Regions from separate parts of the Homo sapiens genome. Here region 2 is linked to region 1. Evidence: chromatin loops called from intact Hi-C (ENCODE). Cell type or tissue: endothelial cell of umbilical vein. All regions are shown on one strand.

Region 1 (2,500 bases):
GGCAGCAGCTGTCAATACTCTTTGAGTTTCCCCTCCCTGCCTCTACCACAGGGTGCCCACCTGCTCTCTGTGGGGGGTTGTGGCTGAGACAGCAGTACCTGTCACACCGGTGGCCCCAGCAACCCAAGCCCTGGTCCCTGTTCCCTTCAGGGCTGACTGGCTTCCGCAGGGACTCACTTCACCGAACCTGTCATCTTTTTCGGCTCCGTCTCAGTGGCTACTGTATTGTACCCCCCAGCTGCTGACTTACACACTACCTGGTGGGGAGAAAGGCAACAGAACCGGCCTGAGCAGTGGGTTTTGCCAACTGAAATTTCACATGAGCTGGGTACCTGGGCACGAAGATGGAGTTGTGCAGGAAATTCTCAAAGACTTTGCGGTATTCAGCCTCCTCCTTCTCGGCCTGCTTCTCGGCTTCAGTTTTGGGGCAGGCGCAGCAAGGCCCTTTCTCCCCACCACACACCTCAGTCTTGGGGTTCTCTGTGACCTCCTCAATGTCGATGGTGCCGTCGGCATACTTCCTGATGGGGATTTTGTCTTCTCGGAAAAGAAAAGCCAAAACAAGAGTGGGAATGAAAGCCGTTATACATGCTTGTAAGGAAAAATAATAGCTCTCAGTACCTTTAATCAAGAAGATAGCTGGTCTCGGCCAGATGTGGTGGCTCAAGGCTATAATCCCAGCACTTTGGGAGGCCGAGGCGGGCAAATCACCTGAGGTTAGGAGTTTCAGACCAGCCTGGGCAACATGGTGAAACCCCGTCTCTACTAAAAATACAAAAATTAGCTGGGCATGGTGGTGCATGCCTGTAATCCCAGCTACTCGGAATGCTGGGGAATGAGAAATGCTTGAACCTGGGAGGCAGAAATTGCAGTGAGCCATGATCGTGCCACTGCACTCCAGCCTGGGCAACAGAGTGAGACTCTGTCTCAAAAAAAAAAAAAAAAAACCAGAAGATAGCTGGTTTCCAATGGAGAACTACACTGTTGTCTGATACGTGTAATATTAGGGCTCAGGCACATTACAACCACAGGAATGAACGGTCACACCCTCCGTCCAGGCCGCTGCTGCACCCTTACCTTTGGAGCAGTAATTGTGCCGGTAAAGGTAGCCGTCCTGAGGCTGCCGCTGCCAGCGCACAATGTAGTAACTCAGGTTGCCGTTGGGCAGAGAGGGAGGGTTCCACTTCACGATTAACTGAGAAGAGGAGTTCGATGCTGAAAGAACGTCCAAGGGAATGGAAGGAACTGGAGAGGGGAACAAAGAACATTCTAGAAAATGAAATGAACTTAAGAGTCAGGCTATCAGATACTCTGGCAAGCCAACAGGAAACTGCCAGTTTGACCTGGATAAGAAAATAACAATGAACAATGAAATACAAAGTGAAAAGTGAACCTTATTTTGAAATAGTACTACTATAAATGCCAACATTTCCCTTTATAATCTATTTCCTCCGGTAATCTCTGTGAAAACAAACATTACTGAGTTGTAAATGGAAAAAGGCTGCGGGGGCACAAGCAGGGTTAGAAGAGACAATGTGAAAATCTACAGCTAATTCAAACACCTGGTATTTCTCATTTATTACAACTGCCATTCTCCACAGTGCTGCACTCCGGCAATTTCGACAACTGGTAAAACAGGCTGACTTGGATTTCATCTGAGATTTTGAATCTCTGATAAAAATGTCATGAAGCCAAATGGAAAGAGGAAGTGGAAAGGGGCCTGGAGAGTCTGTGTGTGTGAAGGAGTGTGCATGCCCATGTCACAGCTGTGTGTAAGAGGGATGGGGGAGAGGCAATGCAAAGAACACGGAAGTCCACCATTTCCACAGGCATCCTTCAGTACAATGACTGAGGCATGACTCTGAAAAGCAGTTTAGAACTGCAAACGCATGGAAGCCTCATTTTGAGCAAAGGACTCTGTCACCAGCAGAATGAATGCCGATTATAGGCAAAGCATAGTTATCTGATCAAGCTTTACTTATGCTGACCCCTGAACTGAAACCCAGAGCTGAAGTGTGCATAAAGATCAAATGCATCCCAGAACCACTGAAATCTTGTCCTTATTGGGTCACAAAAAAGCATCAATGTTGATGGTTTTTCAAAGCACAGGAGACACCTTCACTGGATATCACTTAAGCAATATGTTTGCCTAAGCCATTTTTAAAACTTGAAAAGGGCGGACAGCTTGAGGGTGCTCCAGGTTATACGATACACACAAGGTTCTGAACATCTTTAAGGGATGATACTTTGGAAAAAGGTTATGACTAATACTGGCGTTTTCAGAGAAAACACAACCACTTGATGCTCAGCCACTTTAGGGTTTCCAAAAATAAGTACTTCAAAAACAAACAGCTCATTCCTAGATACATTCTTACGATAGGTGTCACCAAACAGCAGAGGCAGAGGACCAAGTTCTCGTCTGTCTCCGCTGCGTGTAAGGACAGAGGACAAAACGTAGTGAACTGACTCATTGGTACAGTGCCTGGTTTCCATCTTTGTG
Region 2 (2,500 bases), 190 kb after region 1:
TCTTTTTAAATTAAGCCCTGAAGAATCAGAGTACATATAATGCTCTACACCTTTTTCCACTTAATTTATCTCAGAACAAAGATCTAACCTTTCAAAGAACAGCTGTTGTAGTGAGAATTCCACTCTTTGGAAATGTATAAATCAGACACAAATTCAAAATGCAGTATTTTTTGTGTCAGCCTTGTAATCCTTTAACAGTGAGTCCTATGGGAATTTAAAAATTATGATAGTATCAGCTAATATTTCATTGAGGCATTGTGCCATGTCTGGCCCTGGACTAACCCCTTTTCTTTACCTCTCACAACGACCTTAGAAGGAAGCTGAGTGTCCACAGTCGTGTAGCTGAGAGGCCTTAGGAAGGTAAATTCTCTTCACCAATGTGCAGAGCCAAGAGGTAGCACAGCCAAGATTTTAAGCCAGATCTGTCTGATTCTACTACCACCTACTACAAAGAGCTTTCTTGTCATAGGATAAAGGTGCTGGCTTCTCCACCAGAGGAAAGGAAGCCACTTAAAAACTTACAGAGAGGGTGATCACCAAAGGCCACCAGCTGGCCTCGGGAGAGTGCAGAATGCACTCCCAGAGCTAGGATGAAGAAGCGATGGGGGCCTGACCCCGCCCAGGCGGCCCTGGGCATCAGCATAGGCACCTCACTGGGTTCACAATGGCTCAGAACATGCTCACCTGCTTGAGCTCAGCCTCTTGAACGTCTGCTGCTAATAGCCGCTCTTCAAGCAAAGCACATGTCATGAGACCTATTCAAATACAACTGAGTGGGACCCTGAAACTGGGGCTGGCAATGGTGGGAGCACTAAGTCAGGCCCTCTTGCTGGGAGGTGATGTGAAGAGGGCCACTTCTCATCCCTGCTCTGCTGTCCCCTTAACCGGGGTCTTGAGCAGTGGAGGAGGAGCTCAGGCCCCTCCAGTCAAAGACAGTCCAGGCTGAGTCTAGACAACCCGACCATTCTCATCCCCACCCAGCCCGGCCAGCCTTTCACAGACAGGCACCGGGATCTGTGATGGCCAGCGGCAACAACAGGCGTGATTTCTCCTAGGACACATCACTTTTCACCAAGAAGCCCATCTTGAATAGCTGGGGGTGTGTTTACAGATCCAGGAAAGCTCAGAGCAAAAATACTTAGTTAAAAAGCAAGTTAAAAAATGCATCTTCAGGGCAACCCGCTTGGGTCCCTTTCCATGCTGTGGAAGCTTTGTTCTTTCACTCTTCACAATAAATCTTGCTGCTGCTCGCTTAAAAAAAAAAAAAAAAAAAAAACAATGCATCTTCAGTGAGTACAGTGGCTACCTCGTGTTCCTTTTTTATTTGATGGGAAATAAAGGGGAAGAGAGATTTACTTTGAGTCGGCAGGCCAGATCTGCAACAGGGACTGGAGAACTTTCCAGGCCCAGCAGCCCCGGCCTGGCCCGCATTCCTTCGGGGTGACAGCGCACCAGGGCCGGCCGGCGGTTTCCCCAGTCCTTCTGCCGCCGCCACACAGTGACTAAGCCCACAGGAATCCCAGCGGGTGCTGGACCCACCCGGAGGACAAGCAGGCCGAGAGGAAAGCCTGTGACTGCCCCGACCAGCAGAAGAAGACCTGCTCTCTGCCCTCCAGCCCCTGGGTATAATGCAGGAGAAGCTGGGGAGGCTGTCCAAGGCAGGAGCAGCCCCACCTGAGCTCAGGTGACAGCCCATCTCACTTGCAAGGCCTTGCAGAGACACCCAAGCCCCATACTCAGGACTGACTTTGCTGAGGAATCAGAGAGCAGAGTTTCAGGGTGCACCTTTATCTCCCTGAGAAAGACTCCCAGTAAAAGTCGGTTGTTTGCCCAAAGGAGGCAGAATTAAACTACGGGCAGGCAACCACAAGTTTGCTTTGACAAATAAAACAAGAAAAAAAAAATGTAAACCTACACTGGCCCAATCACTTTCCAAGAGCCTAATTCATGGTAAAACCAGCAGTCCAAGATCTGATTTTGATAAATCACTTCCTGACTCTTCATATATTTTACTCTCTGTACGACTGTTATTTTTATTTTGCAAAAGAATTAAAAGTTTACTGGAAACCACATACCTTTCTTCCTTTACGACAACCTGTCATTCATCACAGCTAAAACATCCACCCATTAAATGATATTTTTACAAGATTAAAGAATGGTTTTAAAAAGAAAGAAATCTCCTTAGTTAAAAATGAACCAAACAAAGGTACCTAATCACTGATCAGCATCAAAGTTTTGTTCCACACATGAAAATAATTCATCAGGCCAGGTGTGGCGGCTCACACCTAGAATCCCAGCACTTTGGGAGGCCAAGGTGGGTGGATCACCTGAGGTCAGGAGTTCGAGACCTGCCTGGCCAACATGGTGAAACCCCATCTCTACTAAAAATACAAAAAATTAGCCGGGCATGGTGACAGATGCCTGTAATCCCAGCTACTCAGGAGGCTGAGGCAGGAGAATTGCCTGAACCCGGGAGGCGGAAGTTGCAGTGAGCCAAGAT

What was found. A loop is a pair of places that touch in the nucleus more often than their neighbours do. Peaks named below come from ENCODE experiments on the same cell type or tissue, not always from the same donor. Only the 100,000 strongest peaks of a DNase experiment are listed, where the experiment ranks them.
Region 2: a loop joins it to region 1, with 4 times the contacts of the local background. A loop is called at or near these places in 3 of 110 quality-filtered maps.

What each region holds. Positions count from the first base shown.
Region 1 is chr15:98,914,709-98,917,208 of GRCh38, reverse strand. IGF1R (insulin like growth factor 1 receptor) reads right to left here. Exons shown (of 21, transcript NM_000875.5): 9 at 1,078-1,245; 10 at 333-537. Among named protein-coding and RNA genes, the nearest start is that of PGPEP1L, 92 kb to the left of the region's middle. RefSeq lists an enhancer at 1,824-1,893. In endothelial cell of umbilical vein, no CTCF peak of the experiment used is centred here; DNase peaks (open chromatin) are centred at 1,538 and 2,408; H3K27ac peaks cover 2,000 bases.
Region 2 is chr15:98,726,784-98,729,283 of GRCh38, reverse strand. The region is part of intron 2 of IGF1R (insulin like growth factor 1 receptor); the gene reads right to left. Among named protein-coding and RNA genes, the nearest start is that of MIR4714, 56 kb to the left of the region's middle. In endothelial cell of umbilical vein, no CTCF peak of the experiment used is centred here; a DNase peak (open chromatin) is centred at 1,463; H3K27ac peaks cover 2,450 bases.